Linked DNA regions of Homo sapiens: region 2 is linked to region 1. Evidence: chromatin loops called from intact Hi-C (ENCODE). Cell type or tissue: HepG2. All regions are shown on one strand. Each heading gives the region's core, and the rest is flanking DNA. Links, peaks and the distances in the headings are about the cores only.

Region 1 (6,237 bases), core at 1,193-5,192:
AGTAGATGATGAGTGAGTGGGTGGATGGGTGGGTAAATGAATGAGTGGATGACTGGGTGGATGGGTAGCTGGATCAATGGATAGATAGATGGATGATGGATGAATAGATTGGTGGGTGAGTGGATGGGTGAATAAATGGGTGGGTGTATAGATGGATGTGTGGATTGTTGAGTGACTCATGGATGGATATATATTAGTTGTTTATTGCTATTTAACAAATCATTTTAAAATTTGTGGCTTAAAGCAGAAAATATTTATTATCTCACTATGTCTCTGGCTCAGGAATTTGGGATTGCCTAGCTGGGTTGTTCTGGCTCAGGGCCTCTCACACGGCTGCTGCAGGATGGTGGCTTGGTCTGCAGTTTCATATGACAGCTCGCCTGGGGCTGGAGGATCCACTTAATGATGGATCCCTTGCACAGCTATTAACAGGAGGCCTTGGTTTCTCATTACACTGGCCTCTCTGTAGGCTATGTGAGTGCCCTCATGATGGCAGCTGGCTGTATTCAAGGTCAGTGATTCTAGAGAGAAAGAGAAAGACCAAGATGGAAGCCAAAGTGCCTCTGATGACCTTGTCTCCGGGTCTTACACCATTACTTCTGGTTTTTCCTTTTTTTTTTTTTTACCTGTTAGAAGCAAGTCACAAAGTTCCACCCAAACTCAAGGGGAAAGGAAGTAATTTCCACCTCTTTGTGTTTTTTTTTTAAGACAGGGTCTCACTCTGTTGCTCAGGCTGAAGTGCGGTGGCGCAGTCATAGCTCACTGCAGCCTTGACCTCCTGGGCTTAAGCGATCCTGCTGCCTCAGCCTCCCAAGAAGCTGGGACTACAGGAACATACCACCATGTCCAACTAATTTTTGGTATTTTTAGTAGAGAGAGAGAGAGAGGTCTCAAACTCTTGAGCTCAAGGGATCCTCCTGCCTCGACCTCCCAAAGTGTTGGATTACAGCCGTGAGCCAATATGCCCGATTAGTTTCTACCTCTTGAAGGAGGAGTATGAAAGAATGTGTGGGCACAGTTTAATACCATCACAAGAGATAAATGGCTAGAGCAGCAATAATTCTTCCAGGGTGCTGAAATCTTAGAATGATTTTAAACCAGGGATTCTCAACAGTAACTTCATGTTAAATTCCTCTGGGACACTAAGAAAATATCAGTTTTGGGGAATCAACCTTGACATTCTTATTAGTCTGGGGAGTGACTTGGACATTGGCATCTGTGCTTTTGTTTTGTGGAATGATTTTAAGCTTTAATTGTGAAACCCAGCATATATGTTCTGCTTTTTAAAATTATAATAAAAATATAACATAAAAGTTACCATTTTAACTATTTATTTATTTATTTATTTTCAAGACAGGGTCTCACTCTGTCACCCAGGTTGGAGTGCAGTGGCGCAATTTCAGCTCACTGCAACCTTCGCCTCCCAGGCTTAAGCAATCCTCCTACTTCACCCTCCCGAGTAGCTGGGACCACAGGTGCCCGCCACCACACCTGGCTAATTTTTTTGTATTTTTGGTAGAGATGAGGTTTCTCCATGTTGCGCAGGCTGGTCTGGAACTCCTGAGCTCAGGTGATCCATCCACCTCAGTCTCCCAAAGTGCTGGGATCATAGGTGTGAGCCACTGTGCCTGGCCCATTTTAACAATTTTTGAGTGTCCCATTCAGTGGCACTCTGTACATTCACACTGCCATGCAACCATCCCCCTCAGTACACTTTCATCTTCCCAAAGGGAAACTCTGGGCCCATTAAACACAAGTTCCCCATTTCCGCCTCCTCCTGCAGCCCCTGGCAGCCACCGTCCTGCTTTCTGCCTCTATGAATCCGACTACTCTAGGAGTCTCCTGTTTGCAGAAACTACAGTATTTGTCCTTCTGTGTCTGGTTTACTTCACTTAGCACAATATCTCTGAGGTTTATCCATATTGTACCGTGTGTCAATTTTTTTTGTTTTGTTTTTTGTTTGTTTGTTTCTTTGAGATGGAGTCTTGCTCTGTTGCCCACGGGAGTGCAGTGGCGCAATCTCGGCTCACTACAACCTCCGCCTCCCAGGTTCAAGTGATTCTCCTGCCTCAGCCTCCTGAGTAGCTGGAATTACAGGTGTGCACCACGACGCCCAGCTAATTTTTGTATTTTTACTAGAGACGGGGTTTCACCATGTTGGCCAGGTTGGTCTCCAACTCCTGACTTCAGGTGATCCGCCTGCGTTGGCCTCCCAAAGTGCTGGGATTACAGGCATGAGCCACCGCGCCTGGCCATGTGTCAGAGTTTTATTTCTTTTACAGTTGACTAATATTCTGTTGTCTGTCTAGACCACATTTCTTTATCCATGCACCTGTGGATAGACTTTAAAAATCCACAGCGGTGGGTTTTTAAAGTGTCCTGGTGGTGCTGCTGTGCAATCAGTGATGAAAACCAAAGCCTGGATGGCACGGTGGCTCATGCCTGTAATCCCAGCACTTTGGGAGGCCAAAGCGGGTGGATCACTTTGAGGTCAGGAGTTGGAGACCAGCTTGGCCAACATGGCGAAACCCCGTCTCTACTAAAAATACAAAAAATTAGCCAGGTGTAGTGGTGGGCACCTGTAATCCCAGCTACTCAGGAGGCTGAGGCACAAGAATTGCTTGAACCCAGGAGGCAGAGGTTGCGGTGAGCCGAGATCGCGTCACTGCACTCCAGTCTGGGCGACAGAGTGAGACTCTGTTACATAAAAAAGAAAAGAAAGAAAAAACCAAGGCATAAGTCCAGCATTTCGCAAATCCTCTCTGCACAATAGAATCACCTGAGAGCTGTTTTAAACAATGCGGATGGCTGGCGCCTGTCCTAGAGCAGCTGCATCAGATTCTGGGCTGGGGGAGAGGTGGGGCTAGCCAGGAATTGAGTTCCTTGCAGCGCGGGGGAGGGCAAGGTGTGCAGAATTATTTCCCAGTCTCTGCTGCCTCCTGGTGGCACAATTGACAACAGTCGGGTAGTGACGCCTGTCAGCATGGTTCCTCTTCCTCTCCAGGGCTGGCTTACCCAGCCCCAAAGGACCCCACTCCCGGGGGTCTGGGGACCCTGAAGGCTCTTGTCTGACCCCTCTCCCCACCTGTATTTCCTGGCTGGCCTTGCGTGCCTCTGTGTTTAGAAGAACCGACGAGTTTATTAGAGAAGGAAAGACTGCACTGTGTGACCTTGAATAAGACAGTTCGCCCGTGCCTCAGTTTCCCTGACTTTCACGCAAGGATCACCACGGTTTCCTCTGTCAAGTTCCTGAGATGGCAGGCAAGCATGCGTGTTAGGGCTGGGGAGGCCACCGCGGGGAGGTTTCGTACCCTCAGCATAATTGCCATTAGGGGCCAGATCACTTGGTGGGGACCGTCCGTGCACTGTAGGGTGCTGAACAGCTTCCCTGGCCTTGACCTCCTAGATGCCAGTAGCATCCCTGAGCTGGGATAATCAAAAACTGTCTCCAGATAGGGGCAATGTCCCCTGAGTGCAGGATTGCCAAATAAAATAGTTAAATTTGAATTTAACTTTGAAAATTTGAATTTCAGATAAGCACATAATGTTTTTGTATAATTATGTCCAAAGACTGCATTTTTATTTCCTAAATCTGGAAACCCTTCCTGAGGGACAAAATCACTCCAGCTGGCACTAGCCAGTGCCCTTGTGAGTTTTTGACACCTGTTTCAAGAACTCACACCAGGCTGGGGGCTAAGGCGGCAGATGGGGAAGTTGTGGCAGGGGCGGAACTTGCCCCAGCCTGGCAGGGGGAGGGGTGCCGTCTTGCGGGAGTGGGACAGGCAGGCCCAGGAGTGATAAGCGTGAACTAGAGAGTGCTGTGCAGGAGGAAGCTGGGGCCGCCGTCGGGCCTTCTCCCTCCAGGGGCCCAAGAGCCACTGGTACTCAGTGTCTGGGTGGGGGCAGGGGGGATTTTTGTTCTCCCAGCACCTGCGGCTGTTGAGACCAGAGAAGCTGGTGGTCGACCACAGCCTGGGGTATTAGTTCACCCCTAGCTTCTCCCCAGCGAGACCCCAGGGCCCTTGGGCACAGGGGATTAAGCCTCTATCTGCTTACGTGCAAGCGGAAGAAATAGGCCCAGAGAGCAACAGTGGCGGGTCTGCAGTCACACAGCCAACTTGCGCTTGTGGCAGTGGCAAGGTTGGTGAGTATCTGAGTCTTCAGGCCACGGCATTTTCCGCTCGAGTGGAGCCTGGTAAGTGGCCTCTATTTCTGGTACATTCTCTGGGAGCCCCCAGTATTTTCCAGACAGAGGGCACTGAAGACAGGCTTTGTGCTGAGGATGGGTCACCTGAGGTCCAGCTGCTCCCCCGTACTCCTCCAGGGAAGGGCTGGGACCCCTTCTCCTGCGGCTGCCCCTAAAAGGACAGATTGTTGCTTTTGTGGGATGAGGAGAGACAATGTGGCATGGTGGTTAAGCACGTGGACTTGGAGCCAGACGGCCTGGGGCTGAATCCTGGCTCCGCCTCTCACCAACTGTGACCTTGGGCAAGGTACTTAAACACCCTGTGCCTCCATTCTTAATCCATGAAATGGGCATGATGAAATGACACCTACTCCGTAGGGTTGTTAGAAGAATGAAATGAATTAGTAAGTGCTCAGAACAGTGTGTGGGGCCGGGCACAGTGGCACATGCCTGTAATCCCAGCGCTTTGGGAGGCCAAGGCAGGTGGATCACTTGAGGTCAGGAATTTGAAACCAGCCTGGCCAAGATAGTGAAACCCTGTCTCTACTAAAAGTACAAAAATTAGCTGTGTGTGGTGGCCCATGCCTGCAATCACAGTTACTCGGGAGGCTGAGGCAGGAGAATCACTTGAGCCTGGGAGGTGGGGGTTGCAGTGAGCTGAGACAGCGCCAGTGCATACCAGCCTGGGTAACAAAGCAAGACTCTGTCTCCAAAAAAAAAAAAAAAAAAAAGAAAGAAAAGAAACAAAAAGAAAAGAAGAAAACCAGTGTGTGGCAGGTACGCAGGTAGTAAGGTTTACTTTTCTTCTAGTGACATTTACTGTCTTCCTTAGGAAGCTGGTTCAGTGGGGCTGTCGACCACAGGTACCAACCCTGCCCTCCCCTACAGAGTATGTGACGTAGGCACAGCCAATGACTGCATCCCAGTGCTTCGACCAGTCACAGGGTCAAGGGTGAGCACGTGACCCCAGCAAATGAGCACATCCCTGGGGCTGGCGTGCAGAGGCTCTGGGAGTAAAGCTTCCTTTTCCCTGGCCAGGTGCAGTGGCTCACACCTGTAATCCCAGCACTTTGGAGTCCCAAGCAGGCAGATCGCCTGAAGTCGGGAGTTTGAGACCAGCCTGGGTGAAACCCCATCTCTAATAAAAGTACAAAAAATTAGCCGGGTGTGGTGGTATGTGCCTGCAATCCCAGCTACCCAGGAGGCTGAGGCAGGAGAACTTGGGAGGCATAGGTTGCACTGAGTTGAGATAGTGCCAGTGCACTCCAGCTTAGGCAACAGAGCCAGACTCCATCTCAAAAAAAAAAAAAAAAAAAAAAAAAAAAAAAAAAAACCGAAACCAAACCAAAACACAACCAAAGCTTCCTCTTCCCACTGTGGGTGCAGAGGCCTGGGGCTGTGGTCAGCATCCCTAGCACATGGGGCTTAAAAAGAATGAAACCAACCCATTGAGGGTTCTCTTGAGTCCCTGGATTCACCTTGCCTGCCAGGCAGAATCCTCCCTGGAATTCCCACAGATGTGAGACAGTGAATCTCCCAGTTTGCTTAAGCAAGTTTGAATAGAGTTCTAATCCATGCACCCTCTGTGCCCCATAGAGCAAGAGGGGTTCCCCCAAGGCAGTCCCCTTCCTCCATAGACCAGCGCTCTTGGCCTTTGTTTTGATCCACCTGCTGCCCCGACATCCAGGCCCAGCCTCACACCGAGACACTGGCCCACTCTCAGGGAGGTGGGTCCTCCAGGTCTGATGTGATTAGAGCTCGCTTATAAGAGGAAACAAACAAACTTGTATTAAATACCTGCTGTGTGCCAGGTATTGTGCTGGGGCTTTGAGGTTATTTTAGTTGTATTTTACAGATGAGGAAACTATAGCTCAGAGAGGTAAAGTGACTTGTTCAAGCTCACACAGCCAGGAAGTAGAATCGCTTCTATTTGAACCCAGTCTGGTTCCAAAGCATCCACTATATCATATGGCTTATTACTTGCAGGAGGAAGATTTTTTTTCCGTCAAAAATTTTTGCCCTTTGGATTTTCCCCAATTTGTACATATTTA
Region 2 (6,237 bases), core at 1,415-5,414, 480 kb before region 1:
GAGATTTATGCCATGAGTTAGACTCTCTGCAGAATTTGGATGAATTAGACATTGAACACAGGTCTGACCCTCTATTGCTATGCAGGATTGGGCATCAGGTCACCTCCTGGTTGTGTTCAATATCAAACGTTACTCCAGGGAGACTGAAGTGATCAACTGGGCTTCTGGAGGCAGCGCTCCCAGGACTGAACGGGGCCCTGGGGAAAACCACCCCACATATGCAGCCTTCTAGATTAGTCCTCCAGCTCTGCTCCTTCCCTGGAGGGACACAAACAGGGTGGAAGGGATGACTGATTCTGGTCAGCACTCTCAGATGGGTGACCCTGGGCAAGGTGAAAGAATGTTTCTGAGCCTGAGTTCCTTCCTATGGAAAATGGAGCTAAGAACAGACATATTTTGCATTGACATATTTTGCATTATCACATTTTGCATTGCTATAAAGGAATACCCAAGACCGGGTAATTTATAAAGAAAAGAGGTTTATTTGGCTCACGGTTCTGCAGGCTGTACAGGAAGCAAGCCACCAGCATCTGTTTGGTTTCTGGCGAGGGCCTCAAAAAGCTTTGGCTCATGGCAGAAGGCAAAGGGGGAGCAGGCATGTCACATGGTGAAAGAGAGAGAGAGAGAGGAGGGAGGGATCTTTTAAACAACCAGATGTTGCATGAACTAATAGAGTGAGAACTCACTCATCACCAGAACAACACTAAGCCATTCATGAGGGACCCACCCCCATCACCCAGACACCTCCTCCTAGGCCCACCTGCAACATCACAGGCTTCAACATGAGATTTGCAAGGAACAAAACATTCAAACCGTAACACATACTTATCCAGCCATACTGTTGTGAGTCAGGAGTGAGAAAATGTGTGTCTAAAATTATATTCCAGGCCGGGCATGGTGGCTCACGCTTGTAATTTCAGCACTTTGGGAGGCTGAGGCGGGTGGATCACCTGAGGTCAGGAGTTCAAGACTAGCCTGGCCAACGTGGTGAAACCCCATCTCTACTAAAAATACAAAAATTTGCTGGTCGTGGTGGCGCATGCCTATAATCCTAGCCACTCAGGAGGCTGAGTCAGGAGAATCACTTGAACCCAGGAGGCGGAGGTTGCAGTGAGCCGAGATCGCACCATTATATTCCAGCCTGGGCAACAAGAGCAAAACTCAAAAAAATAATAATAATAAATAAAATTATATTTAAAATGCGAATTGTATCGGCCCTGTGTACTAAAGGAGCTTGTCCTAGTGAAATAACCACCTTCTTCTCCCAGTAAAACCCATACAAGGACTGACATTGATTTTAAAGCCCTGTGAAGGCGTCAGCCTGAGATTATGCTGGTTCTTCTCTTGCAGGTGAAGTCTATTACAGGAGCAAATACCTGAGAAGCGATACCTACAACACCAATATTGAGGCAAACAGGATTGTGGTGTCTGAGTTTGGAACAATGGCCTATCCGGACCCCTGCAAAAACATATTTTCCAAGTAACTGCCTATTTTAAATCTGAGCAAATTTCATGCTTTTTGCTATCCTTGATGGCTGAAATAACCAGCATTTGCTCCTCTGACAATTCTCTTTAGGGTAGATGAAAACTCCACATGACTGCCCTTTAACCAGAGGTGCTACACAGTTCTTGATCACTGATTGCCAGAGAGACTAAGAGCATTTGACAAATTATTAGAAGCCCTCCCACATGGCTGGTGGGAAAGCGATTTGGAATCATCTGTCAAAATTATAAATGCGTATTCCCTTCAGCCTAGAGATCTGCTTACTTGCATAGAAAATGACACATGCACCAGGTATTTGTCATTTATGGCTGCATCATTTGTTATAACAAGTAGCTGAAAACAACCCAAATGTTCATTAAAAGAGGACTGGTTAAATCCGTAACAGTAAAACTGTACGAGAAAATGCCATGTAGAAGTAAAAAGGAATGAGGATGTTCTCTTTGCACTCTACAGAAGCTTTTCCAAGATAGACTAAGTGGAAAAAAAAAAAAAAAGGAAGGTGTAGAAAGAGCATGTTATAAGCTGTACTTTGTGTGAAAAAGCAGTAAGAAATCTAAATTAAATTTTGCTTGTACATGCATAAAGAAACTAGGAAAGGATGCACAGGGGCAGATGGATGTTGAGGAGAGGGAGAGATTTTTTGCTGTATATATTTTATTTCATTTCATTTCATTTTATTCATTTATTTATTTATTTAAGATGGAGTTTCACTCTTCTTGTCCAAGCTGGAGTGCAATGGCGCAATCTCAGTTCACCGCAACCTCTGCCCCCCAGGTTCAAGTGATTCTCCTGCCTCAGCCTCCCAAGTAGCTGGGATTACAGGCACCCACCACCACGCCCGGCTAATTTTTATATTTTCAGTAGAGACGGGGTTTCACCATGTTGATCAGGCTGGTCTTGAACTCCTGATCTTAGGTGATCCACCCACCTTGGCATCCCAAAGTGCTAGGATTACAGGCATGAGCCACTGCGCCTGGCCACTGTATACATTTTAAATCATCTGGATTAGTATCCATATGAATGTGTTACATATCTGACAGTTAAATTCTTGGCCAGGGAATCAGGCCTGCCATCAGTATCTTCTTTCTGAAACTCTCTAGATGTAGAAGAGTTATGAAAGAGTTGAAGGGTGGACTGGCCCAGAGATGGAAGATTGCTTCTGCTTTTTTGAGAACTGAAGTCATCTCTCCCATTCCAGTATCCAGCTCTAGGGCTAGCTCAGAGCAAGCACTGAATTCACATTTGCAAATAGGAGGTGTGGAGTAGGAGCCAGTGAGAAAGGAGGAGGAAAGAGCAAAGGAATTTAAAACCACCATACTTACCTGGTAGGGGAGATAGCAGGATCACGAATTTGAAACCACGACCTGGAGGTCCTGGAACCAAGCCTCCTTTTTGTTCCAGTGTTTGCCAGTAGGAGGAGCACTCCCCAATACACCGATACAGGATTTGCCAATTTCATCACCCATAAACCCCTCTGGTTTTTCTTTCTTCTTGCTTTGAGTATACCTTCTGATCAAATGAGCTATGTGTTCTTAACTCATAATTAGTTTGTTTTCCTTTTTAAATTAAAAACTAATTTCCTGGATAAATTCGAGATAACCAGTGTGGACTCACATTCCTGGCAAAGCAGATATCAGCTACGTTGTTAGGCTTTGGGAGCCGTTACGGGTTCATATACGATTTCCGTAGAGCTTCTTGACATACTTTGGAACAGTATGTCTTGCTGGCTCTGATGTTAGAGACCTTTGGGTTTTGGGGAGCCCAGGAGGATCAGCTGGTGACCATGGCATTCCGGCCGACTCATTTCTTAGCTAACTCAACGTGGAGGTGTCTTTGGGGTGTCTGAGTTCTTAGGATTCCTCAGGTGACCCATTGGGACCCAGTTGCTTTTTCTTCCTTAGTTGAAGTAAAGCATTTTTTTTTTTTCTTTGAGACAGAGTCTCGCTCTTTCGCCCAGGCTGGAGTGTAGTGGCGCCATCTCGGTTCACTGCAAGCTCCGCCTCCCGGGTTCACGCCATTCTCCTGCCTCAGCCTCCCGAGTAGCTGGGACTACAGGCGCCTGCCACCACGCCCGGCTGATTTTTTGTATTTTTTAGTACAGACGGGGTTTCACCGTGTTGGCCAGGATGGTCTCAATCTCCTGACCTCGTGATCCACCTGCCTCGGCCTCCCACAGTGCTGGGATTACAGGCACCCGGCCGAAGTAAAGCATTTTTAAGTGGTAGGAAAACTAAAGCCATCAAGGATAGACTTCTCTGGCTGGGTGGACATAGCCACTGACTCTGTTGATTTGCTTTTCTCCCCAGAGCTTTCTCCTACTTGTCTCACACCATCCCCGATTTCACCGACAACTGCCTGATCAACATCATGAAGTGCGGAGAAGACTTCTACGCGACCTCAGAGACCAATTACATCAGGAAAATCAACCCACAGACTCTGGAAACCCTGGAGAAGGTATCAACACATATGTAACCAGCATCACTTCCTGACTCAAGAAAGGGAGAGTCGGCGACGGCCGGGGTGAGGTTGCTCAGCCTGCAAGCAGCTTACCAGGGGAGCCCCTCCTCTAACACCGTTGGATCCCGTGCCCTAGCGCCACACTTACTGCTAGATGCTAGGCAGGGACTGTGTTGTTTTTATCTTCGTGTCTGTATCAGTTTCCTGGGGCTGATGTAACCAAGTCCTACAAAAAAGATTGCTTTAAACAACAGAAATTGGCTGGGTGTGGTGACCTACACCTGTAATTCCAGCACTTTGGGAGGTCAAGGTGGGCAGATCACCTGAGGTCAGGAGTTTGAGACCAGCCTGGCCAACATGGTGAAACCCCATCTCTACCAAAAATACAAAAATTAGCCAGGCGTGGTGGCATGTGCCTGTAATCCCAGCTACTCTGAGGCTGAGGCAGGAGAATCGCTTGAACTCAGGAGGGGGAGGTTGCAGTGAGCCCAGATTGCACCACTGCACTCCAGCCTGCATGACAGAGTGAGACTCTGTCTCAAACAAAAACAAAAAAAAAAAAAAAAAAAACAAGACAAACAAATAAAAAAACAGAAATTTACTCTCTCACAGTTCTGGAGGTTAAAAGTCTGAAACCAAGGTGTCAGCCCGGCCATGCTCTCTCTGAAGACTCTAGAGGAGGGTCCTCCCTGGCCCCTTCCTGGCTTCTAGCGGTTGCCGGCAACCCCTGGTGTTCCTCAGCTTGTAGATGCATCCCTCCAGCCTCTGCCTCAGTCTTCACACTGCCTCTCCTTATGGGGCTATGTGTCCAAATGTTCTGCCTTTTTTTTTTTTTTTTTTTTGAAAAAGTGTCTTGCTCTGTCGCCCAGACTGGAGTGCAGTGGTGCGATCTCAGCTCACTGCAACCTCCGCCTCCTGGGTTCAAGCGATTCTTCTGCCTCAGCCTCCTGAGTAGCTGGGACTACAGGCACGTGCCACCACACTTCACTAATTTTTTGTATTTTTGGTACAGATGGGGTTTCACCGTGTTAGCCAGGCTGGTCTTGATCTCCTGACCTCATGATTGGCCCTCATGATTACAGGCGTGAGCCATTGCACCCAACCATGTTCTGCCTTTTATAGAGACACAAGTCATTGCATTAGGGCCCACCCCAGTGCAGTATGACCTCATCTTAACTTAATGACATCTATAAAGACCTTATTTCCAAGTAAGGTCACATTCACAGGTACCCAAGGTGAGGACTTCAACCTATCTTTTTTGCAAGACACAATTCAACCCATAACTCTGTTCATAATTCTTGGCACTGAGGGAGTTCACTGAGAATTTGAATGAATGACTGTTGAAATGCCTGCGATTCTCAGCAATCCTACCTTCTATTGACCTGAAGAGGGAGGCATTAGGCAAAAAGCTAGGGCACAAAAATCAGTGCCCAAGCACATACCTTTCCTGGGAAGAATCAAGTCAACATTTTGGTGGGAATCAATAGACCCACTTTCAATTTTCTCCAGCTGGCTGTTCAAAATTCCGATGTCTCTGCAATACGTTTTAACGATCTGTTAAAGAGATGAGGCTTTTCTTAGCTGTGAAATTATGTCCAGCTCCTTTTAAGCTAGACGGCATCGGTCCAACTGATGATGCTTTCCACAGGGCTACAGAGAGGAAATGCTGGAAGAGAAAGGAGTTATCTGACTCTGGGCTGGAGGTTGTGTTTTTCTAGGGGAGGAAGCGCAGACGGTTGGTCTGCGGCCACTCCATCATTCTGCAGCTGTGGACTGCAGAGTGAGGGTCATTATTCAGCTCGTTGATCAAACTTCACTTTGACCAAATGTTTTTGTAACCTCTCCATTCCCAGAATAATCGTCTAAGAGAGGCCTAGAGATTTATGCTTCTGTGCAATGCAAAAGGGCAGAATTTAAGCCAGAATGACAGAACTGTGGCCAAGATTAGCTCGAAGGCTACCTCTCTGCCCAGGTCATTGCTCAGAGCTTTCTGCAGTGAGGAATCTTGTTTCCATGTTGAGGATTCCAGCAAGGTCAGGCAACAGGATTGGAACGATAGCCACAGAAGCACACCAGCTCCCTAACTCCCCTGCAACCTATTAGCTGTCTGAGTCCCTCAAATCCCCATGTGAGGTTGTATAAGGTCACAAGAGTGAAAGTCTTCTTTAAAAGCAAATTCTGTATCGTTTTCAGATCAACAGAGTGCAAAAATATCCCTCATCTCTCTGAACCTAGAATCAGTCACGTTTTCATAGGACTTCAACCTTTCTCCTTTG

Evidence for each region. A loop is a pair of places that touch in the nucleus more often than their neighbours do. Peaks named below come from ENCODE experiments on the same cell type or tissue, not always from the same donor. Only the 100,000 strongest peaks of a DNase experiment are listed, where the experiment ranks them.
Region 2: it touches region 1 in a loop (6-fold over the local background); 14 of 110 quality-filtered maps call a loop at or near these places.

Annotation. Positions count from the first base shown.
Region 1 is chr16:81,735,242-81,741,478 of GRCh38, forward strand. LOC105369213 (a long non-coding RNA gene) reads left to right here and starts at 3,800. Exons shown (of 4, transcript NR_189584.1): 1 at 3,800-4,195; 2 at 5,019-5,138. It also overlaps a transcript of PLCG2 not described here. RefSeq lists enhancers at 1,179-2,111, 3,016-3,075, 3,302-4,084, 3,646-3,695. In HepG2, for the core only: a CTCF peak has its summit at 2,937 (motif pointing left); DNase peaks (open chromatin) are centred at 2,900 and 5,140; H3K4me3 peaks cover 363 bases; H3K27me3 peaks cover 467 bases.
Region 2 is chr16:81,258,326-81,264,562 of GRCh38, forward strand. It overlaps BCO1 (beta-carotene oxygenase 1), which reads left to right. Exons shown (of 11, transcript NM_017429.3): 3 at 1,351-1,480; 4 at 3,811-3,958. Among named protein-coding and RNA genes, the nearest start is that of BCO1, 23 kb to the left of the region's middle. In HepG2, for the core only: CTCF peaks have their summits at 2,921 (motif pointing right) and 5,349 (motif pointing right); a DNase peak (open chromatin) is centred at 2,916; H3K27me3 peaks cover 373 bases.